3 separate regions of the Homo sapiens genome follow, and all the other regions are linked to region 1. A link is a contact called in ENCODE Hi-C or POLR2A ChIA-PET data. All regions are on one chromosome and are shown on one strand. Each heading gives the region's core, a stretch centred on a gene start or an enhancer-like site at or near the end of the contact. The rest is flanking DNA. Distances are from core to core; before and after follow the strand shown. Region 1 holds the start of PRDM12 (PR/SET domain 12). Region 2 holds the start of HMCN2 (hemicentin 2). Region 3 holds the start of FIBCD1 (fibrinogen C domain containing 1).

Region 1 (2,553 bases), core at 15-2,514:
CGAGGCGCACAAGGGCGGCCTCCATGTCTTACAAGGTTCCCCTCTAAGCTACCTGGGAAAATACCCGGCGAGCGGGCCGGCTGAAAGGGGGGGGTTAAACGGTGTCCATTGCGGCGCGGCGGGCAATTTGTCACGCTGTTAAAGTGATCGCATTCATTCGGCTCCATTCGAAAGAAATTGCTAATTCTAAATTCATTAGCCCTGGAAGAATGCTGTAGCAGTAAATTGTAGCTCAATGCGGAGGGGACTTGTTTAAAAGGGGCCGAGGAATTCCCCTTACAAAAAAGGGGGATTAGATGGTTGACATAGCGTGAATGGAAGTGGAATTAGTCTTCACGGTAAATTAAGAGAGGAACAGAAATCGTAAAGGGGGAAAAGAGGGCGACGCGCAGAGATGCCAGAGCCAGGGAAAGATATTGTTTGCGGGTTGATGAATGAGGAATAAGAACTTGAGACATCTTAAAGAAAAGAAACTTTTCTCGCTCTCTCTTTCTCTCCCTCGCTCTCCCCGCGGCTTTTTCTCCCCGCCCGCCCTCCCTCCACCCCCTCCCCAGCCCCGGCTGCCTTTTAAAGTTCTTGGTTTAAGTGGGAACTTTCGTGGGTCAAGCCCAAGTTAACTAAATGAATTTAAAACCCCTTCTTTTTGAGTCAACTGCTATTACACGCCTAGTAAGGCTGTAAATGCCGGGAACCCGCCAGCTCAAGCGCAGGAGGGGAAGGGAGGGGCCGGCGGGGGCGTCGGGGCCGAGCGACGGGGTCGCCGGGGTCGGTCCTTGAGCCGGGTGGGCTGCGGAGCTGCTTGGTGGCTCGCGTCCTGGTTTGGCCCATGGGGAAACTGAGGTGCACCGAGCGCCGGGAGAGCCCAGGTTGGCGCGAGTAGCAGCGAGGCCGGGTATCCCAGCCGCGTCTCGCGCATCGCCAGGACGGGAATGGGGGTCGCCGGGAGGAGGGATTGCGCCGGGCTCCGACGGCTGGACTCACCGCCGGAGAAGGACTGCGCCAGCACCTCGGCGGTGAAGGCTGTCTTGGGGCTGGCGTGGTGGCTCTTGTCCTCGAAGAGCTGCTCCCCGAGCACGTTGCGCCAGCGGCCGTACAGGAAGCTGTGCAGGATGTCGGAGGTGATAACCTCGGCCAGCGCCAGTCCCGGCGCCTTCAGCCCGGTCTTGAGCACCAGGGCCTCAGCCGGGAGCACGGAGCCCATCATGGGCGGCCCGGAGCTCCCCGGCGCCGGGGGACGGCCGGGCCGACGGGGGAGGTGGGCGGGCGAGAGGGGAGCCCAAGGGGCGAGAGGAGAGCGCTGCGATGGAGAAGGAACCAGAGCAGGGGGAGGACGGAGAGGAGGAGGACGCAGGAGGGAGCGGGAGGTGAGGGGGCGACTGGGAGGAAAGCGAACGAGGGGGAGAGGGGAAGAGAGATGGTGAAATCTGTAGAGATGGCAAAGGCGGCGCGGAGGGTGGAGAGACGCGGGTGGAGGCGGAGGCGGGTGCGGGGGGTGCAGGGTGGGTGAGAGGCGGGTGGTTGCAGGGAAGCGGCAGCAAGGGGCTCAGGCGCGCGCTAGCCTCTCGCACACTCGGCCGGGGCCGTCTTCCCCTTGGCAAAATCTCAGCGCCTTTATAGGAGCCGCAGTGACCCTCCTAATTGGTTATTAATGACCCCCTGACGTCGGAGGACAGACTTGTTGTACCCGGCTGGGCTCGAGGAGCCTTCGTCGCGAGAGCGCGAGGGGCGGGGGCGCGCGGACCGCTCCAAACAGTACCCCTCCACTCCTCTCTCCCCTTCCTGGTCCTTCCTCCCCCCTCCTGTTTTTCCTTCTCTCCCCGTGGGAAGCGCAGGGCAGGGAGGGAGGCTCAGCCGGCTCTGAGGAGAGGAGGGGACGGAGAAGGGGAGGGGGTGCGGCGAGGCTCTCTAGGACTCCAGGGACCAGGCTAGACAAGAGGGGACGCCTGGCTTCGGGCCCCGCGCTCCCCTCAGGCCTGATCTATGTTCACCGGCCTGGCCCAGCCCGGCGTTCACCTTTACTTTGCTGCCCCGGCTGGCCGGCCCAGCCCTGCACCGCTCTCCCTCCCCGGCCAGAGCCCGCGTCCTCTTCCCTCTCCGGCCCTGCACTCCCCGGGCCGCCACAGTCGCCCCGAGCTCGCGCGCAGCCCTAGTTGCCACGCGGATCCCCTGCTCAGACTGCGCTGCTGAAGCCGGCGCTTCGCTTCATACGGGCCGCGCCAACTCGGTCGCTGTGCACGGTCGGGTGCGAAACTCCTCCGCGGGCTCACGGGGCTGCCGAGGCGGGGCCGCAGCGGCCGTCGGGGCTGGGGCTGGTCCCGGCCTGAGACAGCTTCATGGAAGGCCAGGCTCCCGGCCCTTGCGGGGCCAGGTCGGGGGTCGAGATGGGCGGACAGGAATCGCCCTGGCAGCCTGTCTCTGGGAAAAGAATTTCCTACGGGATATAGGGGGATTGAAAGGGGTCCCGAGACCCTTCCTAGGTGGGAGCAGGCGTGCCTGAGAGCGAAGTCCCTCAGAAACTGCAGGCAGCTCCGCGAGAGGCCTCAGTGCGGGTTC
Region 2 (2,553 bases), core at 39-2,538, 400 kb after region 1:
CCTGAGCCCAGGAGTTCGAGGCTGCAGCGAGCTGTGATCACGCCACTGCACTCCAGCCTGGGTGACAGAGCCAGACCTTGTCTCAAAAAAAAAAAGAAGTGTGGAAAGCAGTCCTGCTCCTCGCCGCTGGGAACCTGCAGCTCACTCAGCAACCGCTGTCCCTGGGACTCTCTACAGTGGAGCGCCCAGGGACCCTTTCAAGGGCGCCCCTAACACTGAGCTGCAAGGCAGGGGGTTAAAGGGGAAGCAGAGGTGCAGCGTGCAGGGAAGAAGGAGTTAGGGCGGAACTCAGCTGTGAGAACACAGCAGGTGGAGGCCACGGGGCCAGCACACGAGAGGCGCTGCCCTTTCCCCAGGGAAGACAGGCGAGGGGACAAGACCAGCAAGGGTGAGTCCGCTCCCCACTGCAGGGTCCGTGGTGGACCCCATTTCGTCTCAAGGCCTGCCTCTGGGAGCCATTCCGGTCTCCAAGCCTCCGCTGGGAGCGAATTCTAAGAATTGGCCAAAGGAAAAGCCCTGCAAAGGCTCGTAGCGTCCCAAGTCCTCGAGAGGAATGCCTCATTTCAACATCTCAGCAAGTCTGGGAGGCCATCCTCACCATTTCATAGGTGGGGCCGGTAAGGCGCGGGAAGGTGAGGTCACTTGCTGAAGTCTCACAACGGCGCGGGAGAGCAGGGAGAGCAGGTTCCTTGAGCGAGGGAATGTTCCAGGGGGGTGGGAGGGAAGGGACAGCTGCAAGGACTGCCCAGGTGGCCAGGGTACCCGCAGCGCGGATATGCCGAGAAGGCGCGCCCGCCAAGCCGCGGCGCAGCCCACGACGTCCAGGTGCGTTCGGGGCCAACTGAGGGGGTCAGGCAGGTGAGAGCACCTCGAAGGGGGCGCCCGGCGGGCGGGGGTGCGGGGGCGCTACCTGGGTCGTGGAAGGGCACCAGCGCGTAGTTGGCGATGGCCTGGCTGCGGCGGCTCAGACTGCGTTCCAGAATGCGCGAGGCGCCATCGATCACCTGCATCAGTTCGTCCCACATGGAGCCGGTGACGTCGAAGACGAAGGCCAGGGTGGCGTCCCCCGTGGTGGGGGGCATTACCGTCCCGGGCGCCCCGGCCACTGCCACTGCCACTGCCGCAGAGACCGCGGTCAGCAGCCGCAGGAGCGGCGCCCCGGGCATCATGCCGAGCGCGGCTCTGGCTGCGGGTGCTGCGGTGGAGGCGCAGGTCGGAGCTAGCCGGCCGCCCCGGTGCACACGGCGGCTGCAGGCAGTGCCTTGCTCCGTCGGGCCGCGGCCAGTGCGCGAGGGATAGGGGCGCGCGGCGGGTCCGCCTGCTGGGCGCCCGAGGCGGGTCCTAGAGCCCACCCCGTTCAGGGTCACGGCCCGCCTCCTCCCCTCCCCCAATCGTGACTCAAACTTTCCCAGCCCCACTGTTCGCCCGTCCAGATCCGAGGTTAGGGGAGGACGCGGGGCGGAAGGCAGAAAGGAGCTGGGGCCCCGGCCAGGGCAGCGAGGGATGGGGACGCGCAGGATGCAGTGGACACCTGCGCCTCCCGCCGATGGCGCGCCGGGGGCGGGAGAGAGGGAGGGGGAGGCGCAACGGCCCCAGTCTCCCTCCAGCCCCAACTCCCCCCACCCCTGCCTGGCCAAAGCGGACCCTGGCTTCTGCAGCTCCCTCCACCCAGTGCTGCGACAAATCCCCCCACCCCCGCCCCCCAACACACACACAAACTTTGCCATTCGTTTTCCTTCTGCCAGGTGGGCTCTGTGCTTCCCGGTTATTGCAAGCACTACTGCTATTATAATCAACAAGAAGTCTTGTTGTTAACCATGTTCTAAGCATTTTCAGTTATTTGCTTGAAGACTGGCTGCAACCCTAGAATGAAATACTAACCCTAAGCCCATTTTACAGAGGAGCAAACTGAGGCTCAGAGAGGTGAAGGCATTTGCTCCAGGTCACTCAATTATCAAACAATGAAGACAAGATCAGAGGCCAGATCTAGAAAGACTCCAAAGGCCCAGGGCTCTGCTGCCTCCCTTGTGTTAAAAGACATTGTCACACGGTCACCTGGTGACTCCAGAGGATGAGGGCTATCCTCCTGCCCATCCACCTCCCCAGCCCCATGGGCTGCATGTGTGGATGCTGCATCCCACGTGAGGTGCTGCCTGGGACTGGGTTCAGCCTCCTGCTCCGGGCAGATCCAGATGGGCTCAGGCACGGCTGCTTATCTCAGGCTGTGCTCTCGGGACCTGTTTCCAGGCCTCTCTCCCCGCTGGCCTATAAGCCCCTTGAGGGCACGGCTAGGCCTTGGTCTACACTGGATGAGCCCCTAGTTCCCAGCCCATATCCAAGCACATGGTGGGGAGGCACTAATGTTGTCTGAATAAATAAACCGCAGCTTTTGTGGAAATGCCGGGTTTTGAGTCATGTGCGAGAAGGTAGCTAATCCCCTCAATCCCTCCTCCGAGAACACCATGCTCCCAGAGACATGGCTGAGGGCTCTAGGTCTGTGAGTGATGGGGGGCGCTTTCTTGAGCCCCTGTCCCTGCAGAGTCGTCAGCCAGG
Region 3 (2,553 bases), core at 29-2,528, 270 kb before region 1:
GGCCCTCTAGATCACCTGCTGACCCTCTTAATTCATAGGAAAGGCCGAGGGGCCAGAAAGGGCCAGAGGCCAGAATTGGAACCTGGGTCTCCTGACTCCCAGCCATTGCTGTGGGATCCTCTCCAACTCCCGGGCAGCCTCAGTCCGGGAAGCCGGGATCGGGCCGTAGGTGAGGCCAGCGGTTGTCCTGGAAGGAAAAGGCGGCTGGGGACAAACAGCCGGTGGTTTGTGAACCCAGCGCCTGGCGGGTGGCAGTCTCCTCGGATGGCACCGGGCCACAGGGTCCCCCGCTCCGGGGTCCAGGGAGTGCCCCAGCCCAGGCTGGACGCGGCCCCCACCCCCAACCAGTCTGCCCCGCCAGTGCCGGACGCGTAGAGGGATCGGGAGAGGGACGAAGATGGGGCGACAGACTGGCAGCCAGTGGGGGAGAGACGGAGACGGTGCCAGGGAACAGCGCGGCGGCCAAGGCGCCCCGGGAGCCGGAAAACAGCTTTGGGGAGAAGCGGGGGCGGGGAACGGGGGTCTGTCTGGAGCTGGGGGAGCAGAAAAAGATGGGGACGCAGAAAGGGGCGGAGGAGGGGCGGCCGGCGGGCTCGGCGGGGCGGCGGGAGGGGAGCGCGGCGTCGGGCAGTGTGGGCGCCTCCCGGTCAGAAGCCACAATAGCAGCTCGTTCGCCGCGCAGATTAAGGACTTTGTCAATTACCTCCGAAGGCCGCTCCGGGCGGATTAAATGCTTTTAAAAGTGCTGCTGGTGGGAAGGGGCAACTAAGAAGCCCCCTCCTGGCACAAATCCCCTCCCGGCGGAGGAGAAGGCGGGGGCTGGGACCACGCGGGGCGCGCCGGGGAGCGCGGGCGATCGGCCGGGAGCGCGGCCGAGCGCGGAGCGGCTGGTACTCGCGACCACAGCGCCGGCGGCTGTGGCAGTGGTGGGGACCCCCATTTCGCCCACGGGCCGCCCGGGCAAGGGGGCGTCGTGTGGGCTTTCCGACCGCGGGCGCGAGGGCACGGGTCTGCGGACGCGGACTGGGACGCCCACCGGCCAGGCTCACGCGTCGGGGTCCGGCGCAGGGAGGTCCCCGGGGGCTGGAGACCCCACAGCTGGGCGCACTTGCCCCGGGACCTGGACCCAGACCTCGGGGGCCCGCAGGGGGCGCACCCCACCGAAACTGCCCCCGGCGCAGCCTGGGTCTTGGGGCGAGCCCTGCGTCCTGAGCCGGGAGGGAGCCGGAAGGAGCGCCGCGCCACTCCCCGGAGACGCCGAACCGGCCGGCGGGGGCGCCCTCGGGGCCCGCCCCGCGCATGGTGACTTGTGTGAGTCCGGTCCGGGAGGAAGTTTGTGCAGAGGCGCCGCCGGGGGGCTCTCAGGCCCCTCCGGGAGCCAGCAGGAGCCGGGCCGCCCGCGGCTGTTTGCTGCCCTCCGGCCGGCCGCGTTATCTGGGGGCCAGTTCGGCCTCCTTTCCCTAGGTCTTTTCGGAGGCGGAGTTTAGTATCCAAGTCCGCGGGTGTGAGCGCGCGCGTGTGTGTGAGTGTGTCGGGGGAGGCCGAGGGGAGCAATAAAAAGCAAAGAGAGTCCGAGACCAGAAAAGATGCGGAGATTGAGAAGGAGGGAGGAGGGACGAGGGAGGAGAGAGAGGAGCGCGCCGGGGAGGCGCCGGAGCCGGGAGCGGGGACGGCGCGCAGCGCGAGCGGCGGGCGTTGGGCTGGCGGCTTTCGCGCTCCCGCTCCTGCTCCCGCCCGCACACAGCGGCGCGCTCATCCTCACACGCCCGCCCGCTCCCGGGCCGCCCCGGCGCGGGGCACAGAGGCGGGGACCCGGCGGACAGAGCGCGCCCCGCGCCCGCGCCCGCGCCCACCCCGTCTCCTTTGCGCTCCGCAGCGGCGCGCCTCGCCCGGCGCCCCCGCCAGTCCTGCCGGAAGATGGTCAACGACCGGTGGAAGACCATGGGCGGCGCTGCCCAACTTGAGGACCGGCCGCGCGACAAGCCGCAGGTACGCTCGGGCGCTGGGACACGGGGCCTGGGCGGCTGGCCAGGCGGTGGCCGCTCGGGCCGGCGGGGCGAGCACCCATTGCGGGGGCTGGAGTTTGGGGCGCACCCCTTCGAGGCTCCGGAGGCCCGGGCCGGGATGGGGACCCTCCTCTCCTCCTCCCCGAGCCGAGGCTTGAACTCGAGGTTCGGTGGGGGCGGCACCCCTGCAGGAGCCACGCGCGCTGCGGGCCAGGTCTCCCGCGTCCCCGCACCCCCAGCAGCCCCCTGGTGCACGCGGGTGCAGAGGGAGGCGGGGACTTACAGTTCGCTGTGTGTCCACAGACAAATCAGCCCCGTTGCTGAGTCTCCGTTTCCTCACCTCTACAATGGGCATCTTAACTACCCACAGAATCTCCACTCTGGGCGCTACCCTGTGCCAGGCACCTGGTCCTGAACCTGACCCCCTGAATCTCCTCTGCATCCTTCCCTTTAGCCAGGGCCCTGCATACAGTAGGGGATCAATAAAGATTCATCTCCTGCAGGAACGCTGGGTATTGTGATTTTCTGACTTTAAGACAAGGAAAGC

The links. A loop is a pair of places that touch in the nucleus more often than their neighbours do. ChIA-PET counts read pairs that join two places held with the same protein, here RNA polymerase II (POLR2A). Pooled maps may share reads with other maps.
Region 2: a loop to region 1 is called in a map with no recorded cell type, with 5 times the contacts of the local background. The contact joins the promoter of HMCN2 here to the promoter of PRDM12 in region 1. A Hi-C loop is called at or near these places in 1 of 37 single-sample maps with no recorded cell type. POLR2A ChIA-PET finds 5 or more read pairs at or near these places in 1 of 52 experiments (AG04450).
Region 3: a loop to region 1 is called in a pooled map, with 7 times the contacts of the local background. The contact joins the promoter of FIBCD1 here to the promoter of PRDM12 in region 1. A Hi-C loop is called at or near these places in 1 of 37 single-sample maps with no recorded cell type and 5 of 50 pooled maps.

What each region holds. Positions count from the first base shown.
Region 1 is chr9:130,663,305-130,665,857 of GRCh38, reverse strand. It overlaps PRDM12 (PR/SET domain 12), which reads right to left and starts at 1,264. Exons shown (of 5, transcript NM_021619.3): 1 at 982-1,264. The coding sequence starts at 1,204. RefSeq lists enhancers at 17-690, 1,981-2,553.
Region 2 is chr9:130,264,495-130,267,047 of GRCh38, reverse strand. It overlaps HMCN2 (hemicentin 2), which reads right to left and starts at 1,288. Exons shown (of 98, transcript NM_001291815.2): 1 at 911-1,288. The coding sequence starts at 1,169. LOC124902285 (a long non-coding RNA gene) reads left to right here and starts at 159. Exons shown (of 2, transcript XR_007061817.1): 1 at 159-632.
Region 3 is chr9:130,937,972-130,940,524 of GRCh38, reverse strand. It overlaps FIBCD1 (fibrinogen C domain containing 1), which reads left to right and starts at 1,278. Exons shown (of 7, transcript NM_032843.5): 1 at 1,278-1,989. The coding sequence starts at 1,918. FIBCD1-AS1 (FIBCD1 antisense RNA 1) reads right to left here and starts at 179. Exons shown (of 3, transcript XR_930398.3): 1 at 83-179. RefSeq lists a silencer at 1,192-1,401 and an enhancer at 646-1,576.